Regions from separate parts of the Homo sapiens genome. Here region 1 is linked to region 2. Evidence: read pairs that join two places in POLR2A ChIA-PET (ENCODE). Cell type or tissue: GM12878. All regions are shown on one strand. Each heading gives the region's core, and the rest is flanking DNA. Links, peaks and the distances in the headings are about the cores only.

The links. ChIA-PET counts read pairs that join two places held together with the same protein. Peaks named below come from ENCODE experiments on the same cell type or tissue, not always from the same donor. Only the 100,000 strongest peaks of a DNase experiment are listed, where the experiment ranks them.
Region 1: POLR2A ChIA-PET joins it to region 2 with 10 read pairs; 18 of 35 experiments call an interaction of 5 or more read pairs at or near these places.

The regions. Positions count from the first base shown.
Region 1 is chr1:43,563,709-43,572,705 of GRCh38, reverse strand. It overlaps PTPRF (protein tyrosine phosphatase receptor type F), which reads right to left. Exons shown (of 34, transcript NM_002840.5): 6 at 2,928-3,116. Among named protein-coding and RNA genes, the nearest start is that of PTPRF, 37 kb to the right of the region's middle. RefSeq lists a silencer at 6,818-6,967 and an enhancer at 6,812-7,607. In GM12878, for the core only: no CTCF peak of the experiment used is centred there; DNase peaks (open chromatin) are centred at 3,339 and 6,894; H3K27me3 peaks cover 223 bases.
Region 2 is chr1:43,655,092-43,664,088 of GRCh38, reverse strand. It overlaps KDM4A (lysine demethylase 4A), which reads right to left. Exons shown (of 22, transcript NM_014663.3): 3 at 8,323-8,498; 4 at 3,677-3,791; 5 at 1,002-1,195. LOC124904165 (a long non-coding RNA gene) reads left to right here. Exons shown (of 3, transcript XR_007066050.1): 3 at 1-459. Among named protein-coding and RNA genes, the nearest start is that of KDM4A, 9.4 kb to the right of the region's middle. RefSeq lists enhancers at 2,955-3,630, 3,631-4,307 and a silencer at 3,337-3,631. In GM12878, for the core only: no CTCF peak of the experiment used is centred there; a DNase peak (open chromatin) is centred at 7,921; H3K27ac peaks cover 199 bases.

The sequences.
Region 1 (8,997 bases), core at 314-8,313, 91 kb after region 2:
TGTAAACTGTCGGTGATGCGTAAACCGTAAAGGTCCCGGTAAACAGCTGAGTGCTCAGGGGCCTGAGTCCACTCCATGAAGGGCTGTCCCTGAAAAATGTGCACGGAATAGCCTTAGCACCCTTCTAAATGGTAATGGGATAAGGCCAGCAACAACTGAGGCCAACGGTCCCAGGCCAGGTCAGGCAGGGAGGGGAGAGAGCCCAGTTATTACTGCAGAGGTGGGATGGTTGAGGCCCCTTAGGTGCCATCTGGCTCCATCCCAGGAGCTGGACCCTGGGCCCACGACCCTGAGGTCACAACTTCCAGGTGGCAGGAAGACAAATAAGGAAGTCTTCCTTGGACCTGGAAAGCAGAAGGAGGAGTGAACATTAGAGCAGATATTAGCCTACAGGGACAAGTGCCAAAGGTCAAGTTCATGAAATCATTCACTTGACAAGGGCTCAGAGAAGACCTGTCCTACAGCTGACCTCACCAAGTGTGATCAGACCCAGGCCCTCCCTGCAAGGCCTAGCTGAGCAGAACTGGAGCCAGATGGTGACAATGTAAAGCAAGGTGAGGCCTGAGGCAGCAGCCAGAGGCTGAGCAGGGTGGAGGTTTTCAAGTGGAGCAGCCGGAAGGTGAGCAGAGGGCCGGAGGTGGGCAAGGACCAAGGACGGGTCAGCACAGCTCAGTGTTAGGAGGGTCAAGGGCACAGAAAGTAGAAAGAGCTCCATGAAGCCCTTACCAGAGGCCAGGCCATCAACTCAAGGTTTGACTGCCATTGACTCACTCACTGCTTACTGTAACTCCTTTTCAAACATGAGAAAACTGACACACGAAAAAGTTAACCAATGCCAGAGAGCTGGTAAGTGGTGTAGCCAGGACCCGATGAGACACGGGCAGGGGAAGACCAAGAAGGGCCCTCTAAGCCTTGCTTGGGAGCGTCACTTGACCAGGTAGGCAAGGAGACACCACTGAGGCACAGGAAGGTATGAGCAGCAAACCTGACCTACAGGATGATGGATTCTCGGGAGGGCCCGGAGGCAGGGAAAGCAGTGTCTGGTGCCTGGGATAGGACTGACGCAGCAGGAGGGGAGAAGGGGGCCAATTTGAGAGCCACGAGGGTGGTACATTTGAGAGCTCTCAAACCAACTTGAGACCCATGTTCCAGGTTGGAGGGTGCCACTTATGGAAAGAGGGTACAGCTGTCTGAAAAGAAGGTCATCACTCATCACTGATCACCACTGGTCAGGGTGACCAGAAGGCAGGTCGAATTTTGGATCTAGAGCTCAGGTAAGAGGTTTGGGCTGGAAAGACTAAAGCTAGAGTTGCAGGTGAGGAGATGGCAGTTGGAGCTTTAGGAGGGGGTGAGCTCGTCCAGGGCAAGGCTGTGTCCATAGGGCAAAGGCAGGGCTTGGTGGAAGGGAAGATGCTGCTGCAGGGAAGGGGCACTAGGAAGAGGGAAGTCGCAAGAGACAGAGCCCTGAAAGGCTAGGGAAAAATGGGAGTGTGGTTGGGAAGGAGGGAGGAATGTTAGCTGCTGCCGAGAGGACAAGGAGGATGGGGCCTGAGTGGCATCCAGTGGAGTGATAGGCAAGGAAGGGGTGGCCCAGGGCCGGGCACCCCAAGCACTATATAAATACTAGATGAACCAATGTGTGAGCGAGCCTTCCCAGAGCTGCTGCCAGACAAGTCCATGTGGTTCTGTGGAGGGGCCCAGGCCAGCAGGGAGGAGCGTCTGGCTGCTTGGGGAGCCTGCCTGGAGGAACTATGAGAAAATGCAGAGGAGCCGAACCGTGCTGGCCGCTGTGCTGCGCTGGGCAGCGGCCACAAACACTGCCGGCCGTTTGCTGCCTTGATTATGGCTGTTTTAATTAACTGCGCTACAGCTGCCTCCATCTTGTTGAGTTTTAATTAAATTAAATGAGCTAACACTTCGTGGGCTGTCTCAGGCGGCCGTGGCTGGGGCCAGAATCTTGCCCTGCTGGGCAGCTTGTCTCTCCCTCCTCCTGCTGGGCACCAAGGGGCTGTGAGGCTGGTGGGAATTGATGGGGAGGGGCTGGCATCCCAGGGAGTGGGAGGGCACCTCTGAAGCCTGCAGGCCCCTGAAAGGGGCAAGAGTCATGTCCTCCTTTTCATCATTGACATCACAACTGACAGGCAGAAGGGGCTCTGGCCGGCACTGGCCATCCTGCCCGAGGCCAACCATCCCATAGCTAGCAGGAGGGCTTCTGAAGCAAAGACTATTGGTCCAGGCCGTGCTGGCAGCAGATGCAGAATGCAGCCAAGCTGATTCTGAGCCTCTTTTCCCGCCTGCTCTGTTCCCACAAAAACTGAATCAATTATCCTGGCAGGAGCCTCACAGGCAGATCGATCAATGGGGTGACACCTCCCTCCTGCACGATGGCATCCTTGCTCCCAGGGCTCCGAGCTGGCTCGACGGAGACATCCAGAGGAGACAGGTGGCTCTGGTGGTCGAGGGACAACAGCAAGTCCCCTTAGTTCCAGGCCCCTGAGATCCAGCCTTTTGAAGCCTGATGAATCAGGCACCTTTAGCCTCTTTTCCCAGCTAAGCCCTGCCATCTGAGGAAGCAAAGAGAAGCATCATCCAGGCCCTGTCTCAGGCCAGGCTACAGGGAAGGAGGAGGGTGAACATCCATAGAGCACCCTTGAAGAGTCCACCACACTGGCACATCACATGTGCTGGGAGGGGCAGAACTGGCCCAAAGTCTGGAGTCTGACAATCCGAAGAAGGTAACGGCACAGCCAACCACGAGCTCTCTTCCCTGAGCCAGGCACACCTGCAGTAAGACCCAGCCCACCCCACCAGGTACCCTCCGCTCAGCCCTGGAGGTGCCCAGGCCCAAGGGAGTAGGCTGTGCTGGGATCTGACAAGACGCTTGTTCTGAGGTCTGCATGGCCCCTTGACCCCTGCCCTCTGCTCACCTGAACGCAGCTGCTTGATGCGGCCGTTGCTCGTGGCAGGGTCTACAGGAAGGAAGTCCTTGAACCAAGAAATCTCAGGGTCTGGATTTCCGCCTGCGGCACATAGCATGGTGGCTGTGCGTGCCTTCTCCACCACCTTCAGCTGAGGCCCCATGTCGATGGAAGGGAACCCAGGGGGCAGCTGTTCCTCTGCAGACAAACAGCAATGTGTGTATTAGGGCTGGCTCTGCCTGCCCCCTATGACCCCTCTGGGGGTAACCTCCCCAACTGCAGGTTGGCCAGGGCCCTCAAGACTCCCCTCCCCTTTCCTTGACTTCTAAGCATGAAGCATACCCCGATTTGAGGAACCAGGGTCCTAAGTCTCTTTGGCAGGGCAGAGGCTGCAGTGGGGCCCACCCCTGCCCTGTCAGGGAGTTTCCAGGTCTGAGAGGCAACGCCTCAGACTGAAGGCGTCAGCACTTATCTCTCCAGGCCCTGAGAAGAACGAGAATCAATGCTCTGCTGGTCACAGCAGAAAGCACTGCATGAATGCTGGGGCTGCAGGGGGTGGGGGGGGGGGCTAGCAGGGAGCTCGCGCAGCATCCAACAGCCACAGCTCAGCCTGAAGGCCTCTGTGCTGTCCAGCCCCCTCTCCCCTGTCCGCACACACAGTGTTCCCTTCATCCAGCCTTCAGCTCTATCACATGGCAGAGCCCCAGGTCACCGCCTGGTCTCTAGCCCTGACCCGGGGCACCCCCAGCCCTACCAATGATCCCCTTCTAACTCCGATCCTGACCTTGACCTATTCGTTACTGCAGCCTTGACCTTGAGCTTTCTCCCTCACTTAGTCCTGACCCTGGGAGTCACGGTCAGGGCTGCAGACCATGCCTGAGTGTGTGGAGGCAAAGGAGATAAAAAAGCTCTAAAGACACAAAAAGTTGGTAGGGGGAGAAAAAACTCCCTCCTGGCTGCCTTCTCCCAGCTTGCTAGGGGTTGGCGGCACACAGAGGAGTCACTAGCATAGAGTAAGAGGAACAGATGTCAGCAGCAAACCCACTCCCACTGTACATGGGCTCCCATATCAGCCCCGAGGGGCTGCAGGGCAAGGCTATCTACTCTCCACCCCTTGGAAGCACAAGTCCAGGACAGGCTCAGGACTAGTATAGATCAAATGGGACTCCCACGTTCACCACGAACTAGCTTTAGGGCCTGGCATGTTACTCATTCTTTGTCTCCTTTATCTGTACACAGGGTTCAAGTGCCCACCTTGATGGTAAGGCTACTGTGAGGTCTGTATCTGATCATGCATGCAAGGTGTTGCGGAGCATCTGATGCGGAATTCACTCCCAGTGAATATTAGCTGGTGTAACTAGTAAGGGCTGAGCCACTGGGGCAGACAGGTATTGAGACTAGAGTCGGGAACTCCCTTTTCCACTCTAGGCTGGTGAGAGGCCCTTCCCACTAGGACCAAACCACCAATTTTCTTTTTCTTTTTTTTTTTTTTTGAGATGGAGTCTCACTCTGCTGCCCAGGCTGGAGTGCAGTGGTGCGATCTCAGCTCACCGCAACCTCCGCCTCCTGGGTTCAAGCAATTCTCCTGTCTCAGCCTCCCGAGTAGCTGGGATTACAAGCGCCCACCACCACGCCCGGCAAATTTTGTATTTTTAGTAGAGACGGGGTTTCACCATGTTGGCCAGGCTGGGCTCGAACTTCTGACCTCTGGTGATCTACCCGCCTCGGCCTCCCAAAGTGCTGGGATTACAGCTGTGAGCCACCAGGCCCCATCCCAAACCACCAATTTTCAAGGCCTCAGCAGAGTGTCTCTCCCAGTGTGGATGCCAGACACACCCAATGTGGGGCAAGGGGAATGTGTGTTCTTTGTCTGTCTCCTGGGGAAGGCGGGGAGCTGGGCTCATGGTGGGGGAGACCAGCACCACTCTACCTCCTTTCCACAAGCCCAGCACAAGATGGGTGTATGGGAACATGTGCCAAGGGAAGTCAGGCTTCTATGCCAGAGTAAAGGCACATGGCATCCTCAGACATGAAGAAGGTAAAGGCTGGCAGAAACTAGCCCTCCCTGGAGCCTCTTGGAGACCCAGGGAGAGCGACTGGGGGGCGGGTAGAAGAGGGAGTTGGACGAGCCCCAACAGGCAGGAGCAAGATACCTATCTATCTGCTGCCAGTCCCAGGGGATGCTCCCCAAGGCTCTAGCTGCCAGGGACATCCCAAAGGGACTGTGGCCCATGAGGAGCAGAGGTCTCAGGCTAGAGAGCAATAGGATTCCCAGCACGGCCTTGCCGCCCCAGCCTTTCCTGGGACCTGGCTGTACGTTTCCCCACCTGCAGCCCTAGAAGTTCTGGATATAAACCCAGTGTCTCCTTGGCTGTAAATATGATCCCACAGTGCCCTTTCAGATTTTTAAAAGTAAAATGTTCAACAGTGGCAAGAGAAGGGAAGGAGGACGGAAATGAAGAGGACTGAGATGCACCAGGCAGGGGATCAGCCTCCTTTGGCCCAGCTGCTGCTTGCTTCCATAGGAAGGCCTGAGGGGGACCAGAGGTGCAGGGCTCACCTCCCCAACACCTGGGGACACTCGGGGCTGCTAGGGCCATCCTGGGTGCCCTCCAGAGCACCAGTCTAACTCTTTCAAGACCTCATTCCTACCTGCCCAGCTCATGGGGAAGACGTGGCCATGGCCTGCCAGAGTCAGGGCCCAGGAGTCAAGTGGCCTTCATCTCCACCCGCAGATAGGGAAGGGAAGGGAAGTACAAATGTGTGCAGCCCTGTGTCTCGGAATCTACTCTGAATTCCTTACACGAGGAAGGTCTTTGGGATTTACGCCAAATTAAGGACAATTAATTTTCCTCCCTCAATTATCACGCCCTCAGTGGCTCTGTCCTTGGCTCAGATCATCCCTCAGGCACTGCCGCCAGAGCCTAAAACCAGAATGTGTGGAGAGCTGTCCATAAAACAGCGGGACCCAAAAGCCAGTCCCCTGTGCCAACTAGGCTTCTAGGCAGCACTCGGAAGTCTGCCACTCTGCCACCCGGGAAGGGAAGTGGGTCTTACAGGAGGGCTCCAGCCCCTCAGGAGCGACTTGCTGCTGCCTCTTCCTTCTCTCCCATCCAGGCGCCTCTGAACATTCAACTCAGCCAAGTACAGCAGCCCTTTCCTGACGCCCACCATGCGCCTGGCCTGGCTGAGCACTGGGCATCCTGGTGTAAACTGATCTATCAGCCAGACTGGCACACTTACCACCTTCCCCCACGGGCACCCGCGGAAGCTGGGTCTACCGCAGCCTCAACACTCAGGCTGAGGACCTGGGCAACTCCTCAGATGATGTCACATGATCACTCCAAACCCATCAACAACTGGGAAAACTGAGACCCAGGTATGAGGGACAGTAAGATTTATGAAGCATTTACTAGGTTCCAGGTACTATGTTAAAATGCTTTACAAAATGACTTAAATCTTTACCAAACCCTTATGAGGTACATGGGCAACCAGGGGCTGAGAGAGATCTAGACATCTGGACACCTGCCCAAGGTCACACAGCTAAATCGGAGGTGGGGCTGGGAGGAGACCGGGTGGTAGGCCCCCAGCCCCAGCGCTCTAGGCGTGAACACCCCGCGCGCGAGAGGGCCGGCAGCCTCCCCCACACCACGCCTCGGCCGGCACGGCTCAGGCTCCACTGCAGAGCCCCGCACACGCGCCGCGGCGTTTGCATCTACCGCAAAGCGAACCCCAGGGTCCCCCACACGTGGACAGTCGCAAGCACCCACCCATTTTCCAACCCCGGGATGCACCAGTCACGCTGAGTCCCCTCAAATCGCCTCCTGTTGGCGCCGAAGGGGAGGAAGGGCCCCTCCCCGCTCCAGGCCAGCCGGTAGCCATGGCGACGGTGGAGCGGCGGGCGCTGCCGCGGAAGGGCTGCGTGTGCCCGAGTCCGTGCAGGCGCGCGCGTCCGCTGTCCGCCCTGGCACCGCCCTTCCCGCCCCCGCCTGGGTGGAGCCTCTGCGCCCCTTCCCAGGCCCCGGCTCCTCAGCTCCAGGGAATCCTCCCACTAGGCTTTCCCGCTTCACCGACGCGGCCCTCCCCTCCACCCCCAACCGGGTGCCCTGCACAGTGCGGGGAGGGGCCATCTGCCTCCTCAGCCTCAGCGCCGGGGGCGTCTGCACTACGCGTCTCAGGGCCATGGCCTGATAAGAGGGTGCCCTGGACGGAAGGAGAAGCCCATGGGGACTTCAGGGGCCTTCAGAGGTACCCAAGAGCCCGAGTCTCCACACCGTTTGCGGATTCTACCCGCATGCATAGACAACATGCACACACATTCCCTAGGGTCTCCCCGGCTCACGCAGATATGTGTGCAAGGTGGGGAGTGTGCACGTGTGTGTGAATGCCTCCTGCACCTAACTGCGCTGGCCTTTACCCACTGCAGCAAGGAGACCTGTCCCCTTCCGTGGAGAGGTTTGGTTGCCCCATGGGCAGAAGACGATGACAAGCCCTAGCGAGGGGAGGGTCGGGGGTCGATGGTGGGAATCCAAGGTTCAGAAGTGGATGAGCGCTTGGCTAACCTCCCACAGCAGTGTTGGAGCTGATCGGTTTGACTCCACAGCTCACTTGCTATCTTGGTGGCTTCCTGGAGGAGGGAGATTCAAGAACAGGAAACACATGAGCATGGGAGGCAGAAAGCTTTCCAGGGAGGAGGGGAAAACTGCCTTTGTAAAGGCTGTTGTGGGGGAAGGTGGTGGGATGACAGTACCAAGGCGAGTCTGGTGGGAGCTGGGGCATGTGTTGGGGTCCTGACAGAGGAGCCTAAGATGGGGGTGGAGGCTGCTGAGGCCCCCTACAAAGTACACACAGGTCTCTTTGTCCAGCTCAGCCTTGGACGCCTGAGGGTGAGTCTCTGGGCCAGAGGGAGGGGGCTGCACCAGGGAAGCTGACAGATGGAGACGCCTTGCAGGGTCCTGGGGCAGGCAGCACCGTCTGTCAGTATGACCTTTTCACCCATGTTTACCCAGCTTCGTGGCGTCTCCGTGCAAACGCAGGCACGCACCCGCACACACAGACACAGGCCCCCTGGGGTGGCACCGTCTGTGAGCCTGACCGCCTCCCCTAAGCTTGAGTGTTGGGCCTGGCCTCACCCTGCCTCTCAACACACAGACACCATAGAAACATGCACAGCCAGGAACCCACAGAAATATACATGGAGAAACAGACAGGTGTAAAAATAGAAACCTACATGTGCATGTGGAGGGGCACCTGCAGTGACTAGCACCTGTGGAAACAGGCGCATGCAAGCAGATCCAGAGGCGGTGCACACAGAGACACGCAAACACACATGTGGAGACATGCACAGCCAGACACACCTATGCCAAAACACGTGCGCCTGGAGACACATGCAGGGACGAGACACATGAAGGAACCTCGTAGGTGGCAGGGCTGCTGGCTCCCCCTGCCCTTCAGCCGCTCCACAGAAGCCAAGGCCACCTCCAGCAGCTCCATCCTCAGCAGGGCCAGAGCCAGACGCCTTCCAAAAGTCGAAGGCTGCCAGATCTGCACGCTCCCACACTCTCCCAGAGAGCCCAGCCCCACCCCCAGGCTTCCAGGCAGTAAGGGGGGCCTGGGGAGCCTTGGGCCCATCTCCCTTCGCAGCTTTGAGTCTCGATTTTCAGCTGTTTTTCCAAGAGCAAACTCCCACCTCTTCCAGCACTCAGATTTCATCAAACTTGGCATCTTAAAAGCCTGTTTTGTTTTTCAATCTGAGCTGTTTGGGGCCTGTTGGCAGGCACGGCGTCCCCCTCCCAGTCATCCCCTCCTTCCTCGGGTTTCCCTGGCACCCCACATCGCCCTACTCAACCCAGTTGAGGCCTCCCCACCACAAGAACCCAGGGGCCATGCCCTGCGCATACACCCGACCCACACTGGAGTTCCAGACTCGGGCCCACACTGGACTCTCCTTCAGTGGCTCCCCAACCTCAGTCCTACTCCAGGGAGACTCTTGTCATCCATTCACTCCCTAGGTTCGGGCCCTTCCAGTCACTACAGACACTGATAGCCTCCCTCTCACTTCTCAGCCCTGCTGTCTCCC
Region 2 (8,997 bases), core at 374-8,373:
CCCACTTCTTCCCCTTCAGAGCTGTCCCCACACCGTATGAGCATTCTCTCACACTTTCTACCTCCTGACCAGTCTCCTATCTGTGTGAGGGTAGGTATCTCATCCATCTTATTCACTGCTGTTATCTGCAGCACCTTCACTAAAATGCTGAGATGGGCCGGGTACAGTGGCTCATGCCTGTAATCCTAGCACTTTGCAAGGCTGAAGTAGGAGGACTGCTTGAGCCCAGGAGTTTGAGACCAGCCTGTGCAACATAGTGAGACCCCATCTCTACCCTAAAAAAAAAGAAGGAAAAAAATTAGCTGGGCATAGTGGTGCACGCCTGTAAACCCAGCTACCTGGGAGGCTGAAGTAGAAGGATCACTTGAGCCCAGGAGGTCAAGGCTGCAGTGAGCCATAATGGTGCCACTGCACTCCAGCCTGGGTGACAGAGTGAGACCCTGTCTCAAAATAGAAAAAAAAAAATGCTGAGACTCAAAGATGGGTCAGCACAGAGAGAGGAGAGAGAACCAATGTTTGTCTCACCAACAAGAATAACACTCTGGAGAACAGGAAGCATGCTGAATAGCCTCGCAATCCCTTATGTGTTAAGCACACACTGCTGCTCCCCAAGTATTAGTATTTTTTCCATGACGAAAAGAAAGCTTTCTGTCATCTGAGAGAGTGACTCTAGTCTTGGAAGTCTGCTGCTAAGAAATGCCTCAGGCCTGTTCAGAAAAAAAATTAGAAAGCAGTGGGATAGCCTGGAAGAGCCCCCGTGTCTTTGGGTAACTGCCAGCACCCTGCTCTCTAAAGCCTCCCTACTCAAAAGGTGGTCCGAGCACCAGAGCTCCAACAGCAAGCATCTTAGCACTTGAAAGTGTGTTTAAAACATGGAATGTCACCCCAAGCCTGAACCAGGGTCTGCCCTTTAACACAATCCTGAGGTGCTTCCCACGCACAATGAACATGAGCCCGTGCTCTAGCATAGAAGCCCGGTGCCGACTGCAGGCAGACTGTACCAGGACTTTGGTTCTCCAAAGTGCAGGTAGTTGATGCTGTAGAGGTCCATGTCTTCAGTGTGCCAAGCAAAGGATGTCTTCCACATGCCAAAGTACAGGTATGGGGTGTTCACACCCTCAATGGTGATCCCACTCTCCTTTTCCACCAAGTCCAGGATTGTTCTCAGCCGGCCAATATTCCACTCATCAACATGCTGCAAAGGCAATGACAGTCCAGGGCAAGTTACATTTGCATAGAAACCGAGGCTCTGAACCTACAAATCAGAGTAGGTCACAAGTAAGCTGTCATCTCTGACAAACATTGGGAATAATGTCAAAACACTATGGACGTGAAGACCATAGCATTCCTCATTGACTTTCACGGCTACCACTGGAACTGACACCATTTACCTTCAAAGGGCAAATATTACTTTGTGAATACTAGTGTAGGAAAGATGAATAAAGAGATGACAGTCACCTGTTTGTTTTTTCGTTTGTTTTTGAGACGGAGTCTCGCTCTGTTGCTCAGGCTGGAGTGCAGTGGCATGATCTTGGCTCACTGCAACCTCCGCCTCCCGGGCTCAAGCAATTCCCTGCTTCAGCCTCCCGCGCACCTGGGATTACAGGCACCCACCACCATGCCCAACTAATTTTTCTATTTTTAGTAGAGCCGGGGTTTCACCATCTTGGCCAGGCTGGTCTTCAACTCCTGACCTTGTGATCCACCCGCCTTGGCCTCCCAAAGTGCTGGGATTACAGGCCTGAGCCACCGCGCCCGACCAAGAGTCACCTGTTTGAAACCCCAAGAGGAAAAGTTTGAACTGATGCTAAAGAAATTTAGGTCAAAATAGAAAAAAAACTCTATGACCACAAAAAAAAAAATCGCAAAACATGGGAACTATGACAGTGGGCCAGGTGTGGTGGCTCACGCCTGTAATCTCAACACTTTGGGAGGCCAAGGCAGGATTGCTTGAGCCCAGGAGTTCAAGACCATCCTGGGCAACAAAGCAAGGCCCAGTCTCTACAAAAAAATTACAAATTAAAAAAAGTAGCCAGGTGAAGTGGCATGTGCCTGCAGTCTCAGCTACTTGGGAGGGTGAAGCAGGAGGATCCCTTGACCCCGGTGTTTGAGGTTACAGTAATCTATGATCATACCACTAACCTCTAGCCTGGGTGGCAGGGCGAGACTCTGTCTCAAAAACAAAAGAACAAAAAACTATGGCAATGTTGTGGCTTTTTAGCCCTGATTTCCACCAGGCAGTGTCTTCATAAAAAATGTGGAATATCCTTTTCCCGAGTTGTAATGGCCAGCTGGGAGCCCATCTCCCATAACTAGGTCCTGTATTATTATTATGCCTGACTTTTGTAGCTCTCCATCCCAGATCCTTACAGCATCTTCCTGCCATTCATCCCTACAAGACTGACTTTCCCTGACCCCCAAAAACTGCTATCAACAAAACTGGAATTCTTTTTTTTTTTTTTTTTTTTTTTTTTTTTTTTGAGACAGAGTCTTGCTCTGTCACCCAGGCTGGAGTGCAGTGGTGCAATCTCGGCTCACTGCAAGCTCTGCCTCCCGCCGGGTTCACACCATTCTCCTGCCTCAGCCTCCAGAGTAGCTGGGACTACAGGCGCCCGCTACTGCAGGCTACTTTTTTTTTATTTTTAGTAGAGACGGGGTTTCACCATGTCAGCCAGAGTGGTCTCAATCTCCTGACCTCCTGATCCATCCACCTCAGCCTCCCAAAGTGCTGGGATTACAGATGTGAGCCACCACACCCGGCCTGGAATTCATTTTTTTAACTCTTCCAATAATTGATAAAAACATTAAAATATGGGCCAAGCGCAGTGGCTCACACCTGTAATTCTAGCACTTTGGGAGGCTGAGGCAGGTGGATCACCTGAGGTCGGGAGTTTAAAACCAGCCTGAGCAACATGGAGAAACCCCGTCTCTACTAAAAAATACAAAATTAGCCGGGCATGGTGGCGCATGCCTATAATCCCAGCTACTCAGGTGGCTGAGGCAGGAGAATCACTTGAACCCGGGAGGCGGAGGTTGCGGTAAGCTGAGATCGCGCCATTGCACTCCAGCCCGGGCAACAAAAGCGAAACTCCGTCTCAAAAAAAAAAAAAATTAAAATATGAAAACAATTATGAGTGATAATCCCTGAATGCCCTACTGTTTTTCAGTCATCTGAAGATATTCCCAAATATTCTCCCCTTTCACCATATTTAAGGCAGGATTTCAAGCCAATAAAAGTGGTTAAAATAGCTTTTGCCACAGAATCTTGTTTGAGGGTTCTGAAAAATCTAAATGTATTTCTCTTCTTAAATGTATACCCCTTTCATTAGATTAGTCAGTCATCTTTTTTCTGCAGAAACCACACTGCCTCATTTCATTATCTGAGAGCCAACCCACCCTTTCAAGAACTCATCAGCTACCACCCACCGACTATGCTAACAACCCTTGAAAAGAACACCACATCATCCAATTCACATGTAAAGCAGGAGAAATAAAATTCAGTCACATGCAAAATGGCCCACAATTAGGCCAGCACAGCAACATCAGCTGGGGGTAGATCATCTGTTCATCCACCCATTCACCAAACAGCTTTTAGGTGCCTACTACGTGCCGGGCCGAAAAAAAGGTATTACAAAATTACAAAAACACTGCACAGAGGGTTTCCAGTGAGCCTCACCTTTTCATAGAGGGTACCATTCACATCTGCACCATAGATTGGAGGATTGAATGTAAGATTTTTCCAGTATTTCCGCTCGAGCTCTTCAAACTCACTATAGCGTGGGGTACAGTACCTTTTTGAAAGTAAAAAGAAACATGTAAACCACTTACAGGGGTTTATTAGGCATTATGAACATTACAAGACATAATCCCCTATTCCAGTGACAGCAAGAATTTCAAATGAACAAGGCATAATCTTGGCCTTCAAGGCTCTAATACGTAGTCAGTCCCTCAACGTCCCTTCCATGAGCACTGGGCCTGAGGAAGCCTGAGGAAGGTAATGTACACACAGATGTAAACCGGTCTTCCTTAACAAGCACAACATCCTCAACTCTCTGAAGAGACTCTACTTAAACTACACCTTGCTAGATTCAGGTGGCCACCCAGGGAGAAAATGGGCTTACAGACCAAGACCCAAGGTCCCTACATATCCACAGACAACCAAAACCCAGCAGCATGTGAAGAGCTAAGGCTTTCCAACAGCATTCACCTCCCTGAACCAGCCAAAAGGAAGCTGCTCCAAGAGGGCTCATTTGTAAGTACCCCTGCTATATGCCCAAGCGCCCTACGCAGTGGCTGACACTCACCAAGTAATCACTCCTAAAAACAACAAATATTTTAGTAAAAATATAAAATAGCTCTAAAAATATAGATTTTTGCACATCCAATATTCCAATTAGGAAAATACGTACTCACATATACGCATATTTATATCTACCTATCTACATAAAGCCATAAAAATATCTACACTTTGGCCAGGGGTGTGGCTCACACCTGTTATCCCAGCACTTTGGGAGGCCTGGCGGGGGCGGATCACCTGAGGTCAGGAGTTCAAGACCAGCCTGGCCAACATGGTGAAACCTGGTCTCTACTAAAAATACAAAAATTAGAGGGGCGTGGTGGCACACGCCTGTAATCCCAGCTATTTAGGGTGGGGGCTGAGGCAGGAGAATTACTTAAACCCAGGAGGAGGAGTCTGCAGTGAGCTGAGCTAACTAACGCCACTGCACTCCAGCCTCGGCCATAGAGTAAAACTCTGTCTCAAAAAAAGAAAAGAAAACTATACCTTAAAAAAAACTATACAAGATCCTTGCTCTGCTGCCCAGCCTGGAGCACAGTGGTGTGATCATAGCTTACTGTAGCCTCGAACTCCTGGGCTCAAGCAATCCTCCTGCCCTAACCTCCCGAGTAGCCAGGACTGCAAGTGTACACCACCACATCTGGTGTTTTTATTTTTTGTAGAAATGAAGTCCTGCAATGTTGCCCAGGTTGGTCTCAAATTCCTGGCCTCCAGTGATCCTCCAACCTCGGCCTCCCAAAGTGATGGGATTATAGAAGTTAGCCAATGCACCCAGTCTAAAAATATCTATACTCTTTAGCTTAATACTGAAAATTTAATTAAAAAAAAAAAAACTTCTTTTAGATTCAAACTAGCCAAGTACAGTGGCTCATGCCTGTAATCCCAACACTTTGGGAGGCTGAGGCAGGAGGATCACTTGAGCCCAAGAGTTTGAGACCAGCAACATGGCAAAATCCTATTTCTACAAAAACTTTAAAAATTAGCAGAGCTGGCCAGCAGCAATGGCTCACGCCTGTAATCCCAGCACTTGGGAGGCCCAGGCAGGCGGATCACAAGGTCAGGAGATCAAGACCATCCTGTCTAACATGGTGAAACCCTGTATCTACAACAAATACAAAAAATTAGCCGGGTGGTGTGGCGGGCGCCTATAGTCCCAGCTACTTGGGAAGCTGAGGCAGGAGAATTGCTTGAACCCAGGAGGCGGAGATTGCAGTGAGCCTAAATAGCACCACTGCACTCTAGCCCGCGCCACAGAGTAAGACTCCATCTCAAAAAAAAAAAAAAAAAAATCTGACTAAGTAACTGCCTTACACTTTAATGTCAACCTAGGGAATAATAAATTTTAGAGACCTAACATTCTCTCTGAAATACAATTAACTCCCCTATTGTCAACTAATCTGTTTCATGAATTTAGGTTTTTAGGTTGGGCACGGTGGCTCATGCCTGTAATCCCAGCATTTGGGAGGCCAAGGCAGGCTGATCACTTGAGGCCAACAGTTCGAGACCAGCCTGACCAACATGGTGAAACCCCGTCTCTACTAAAAATACAAAAAAATTAGCCAGGCGTGGTGGTGGGCACCTGTAATCCCAGCTACATGGGAGGCTGAGGTAGGAGAATCGCTTAAACCTGGGAGGCAGAGATTGCAGTGAGTGAGATTGTGCCACTGCACTCCAGCCTGGGCAACACAGCGAGACTCTGTCTCAAAAAAAAAAAAAAAAAGTTATGTTTTTACTTTAAAGGTAATCTGCTATGTATTAGGACGAAAGGAATAGACATAGGGCTGGTTAATTTAAAAGGAAAACAAGTGTGCTAAAAGAAGAAAAAGCGAGACCAGCCTGGCCAATATGGTGAAACCCCATCTCTACTAAAAATACAAAAAAATTGGCCGGGCGTGGTGGCGGGCTCCCAGCTACTCGGGAGGCCGAGGAAGGAAAATCACTTGAACCTGGGAGGCGGAGGCTGCAATGAGCCAAGATTGTGCCACTGCACTCCAGCCTGGGTGACAGAGCGACACTCCATCTCAAAAAAAAAAAAAAAAAAGAAAAGAAAAAGCCTTAACAAAAAGGGAAAAAAGGCTGAGGAGACTGAAGCCCCTGGCTGAATTCCATGTGAGAAACAGAAGGCAGGTGAGTTTGCTCCTCATGTGTAGCAAAAATCAGACAATAAGGATGGCAGGAAGGATACAGCCTTTCACCTGCAGAGCCCCACATTTCTTCAACATGCCTTTATGTAAATTCTCTCATCGGTCAGCAGGTTGGCCAGCAAGGTAGATGTTTTAAGAGTTAAGGTTGGCCGGGCACGGTGGCTCACACCTGTAATCCCAGCCCTTTGGGAGGCCAAGGCGGGTGGATCACGAGGTCAAGAGATCGAGACCATCCTGGCCAACATGGTGAAACCCTGCCTCTGCTAAAAATACAAAAATTAGCTAGGTGTGGTGGTGGGCGCCTGTAATCCCAGCTGCTCAGGAGACTGAGGCAGGAGAATTGCTTGAACCCAGGAGGCGGAGGCTGCAGTGAGCCGAGATCACGCCACTGCACTCTAGCCTGGCGACAGAGCGAGATTCTGTCTCAAAAAAAAAAATAAATAAAAGGAGTTAAGGTGTCAGCCGGATGCAGTGGCTCATGCCTATAATCCCAGCACTTTGGGAGGCTGAGGCAGGAGGATCGCTTGAGCCCAGGAGTTCAAGACCAAACTGGGCAGCAAATAATAAAAAATATTAGCTGAGCGCGGTAGCACATGCCTATCTATACCTCCAGTTACTTGGGAGGCTGAGCAAGGAGGATCATTTTGAGCCTGGGCAGTCGAGGCTGCAGTAAGCCATGATTGCACCACTACACTCCAACTTGGGTGACAGTAGAGACGGTGAAACCCCGTCTCTACTAAAAATACAAAAATTAGCCAGGCGTGGTGGCAGGCGCCTGTATGTAATCCCAGCTACTCGGGAGGCTGAGACAGGAGAATTGCTTGAACCCGGGAGGTGGAGGTTGCAGTGAGCCGAGACTGCACCATTGCACTCCAGCCTGGGGAACGAGCGAGACTCCACCTCAAAAAAAAAAAAAGATGGAGTAGTCAGAGCTGAACAAGGAAACACAAAATTTATTCTCTGTGAATCTCAGGAAAAATGAGAACTAAACATTAAAAACAGCGGAGAAGGGCCAGGAGTGGTGGCTCTTGCCTGTAATCCCAGCACTTTGGGAGGCCAAGGCAGGAGGATCACTTGAGGTCAGGAGTTCAAGACCAGCCTGGCCAATGTGGCGAAACCCTGTCTCTACTGAAAATACAAAAAATAGCCAAGCATGGTGGCGCGTGCCTGTAGTCCCAGCTACTTGGGAGGCTGAGGCAGGAGAATCACGTGAACCTGGGAGACAGAGGTTGCAGTGAGCCAAGATCACTCCACTGCACTCCAGCCTGGGCAATAAAGTGAGACACCATCTCAAAAAAAAAAAAAAAAAAAAAAAAAACCAACAGCAGAGAAGAACTGAAAACAGGCCTACACAAAGAAAGATATCTCTAAAAGAGACAGGAATGTACAGAGAAAGAAGGAGTGACAGAAAATAGCAACCAGCTTGGTGGTTTACTCACACTGTTAATGTCAAAACAGAAATGAGCTAGCAGGCTGGATGGGCAGTGAGAAATTCCAGCACAATTAAACACAGAGCATCCCGAGAGAGAGGAAGTGGAACTAAAGCACTTTTGATGAGCAGGTGGTTGATAATACCCAGCAAAAGCTCCTTGTGCACCACATCCAACTTTCTCCTTGCAACTTTAGAGTCAGAAAATGATTCTACTTCTGATGGAAAAACAATGGGATTTGTTGTTATAAGAACAGGAACAGGTTTAGACTGGGACACAGTCCTGAGAGGAGGGAATGCTTCCATAAAAAAAGCAGAAAGGGAGACAGCTAGAACAGAGCCATCCTGCTGAAGACACTGTTCATCAGGACAGCAGCAGTCCTGGAGATGCTAGGAGGATGAGACACCAGGGTCCTAGGTGCTATGTCAGGTAAGAAAGGGTTTCCACTCACTTATCGCTATTGGCTATCTTGCGGAACTCTCGAACAGTCATGGCTTTCTTCTGTATGTTGTACTGAGTAAAGAGGCCAGACTGCCCCGTCACCAGCTGTTGAATGGGGGCAGGAATGACCAAATCATCAATGTCATCATAGGATGCTCGTGGCTTCCACTCTTTTGGAGGAACAACCTGAAGGGAACACAAGAAACAAAAAGACAGATGAGAAACCTGGCAAGCCAGTCAGAGTCCAGGAAGCATGTAGTTACCAGCCAACCTAACAGTCAATTTTACTAGACAGTTACTTTGATTTACCCACATTCACCAAAACACAGTAAGTCACAGGCATGCTAACCCTGATCCACTTTTGCCACCAACCAGCTGCCTAATTGCAGCAACCTAAGGTAAGTAATACTTGTTCCCAGCTTCAGTATCTTATTTGGACACCAAGAAAGGAGATTAAAGACTTGATTCTCTCTCAATCTCCTAGCCCAGGGCTCTCTTTAAAAAAATCACAAACACAACTTTACTTGATTTGGTCAACTCTATACTTGTACAGAATTTCCTTTTTTCACACACTAGATTACAGTTTAATTACAAAGAAGCATAACATTCTTAAAAATCTAATCTTGAGGCCGGGCACAGTGGCTCATGCCGGTAATCCCAGCACTTTGGGAGGCCGAGGCAGGTG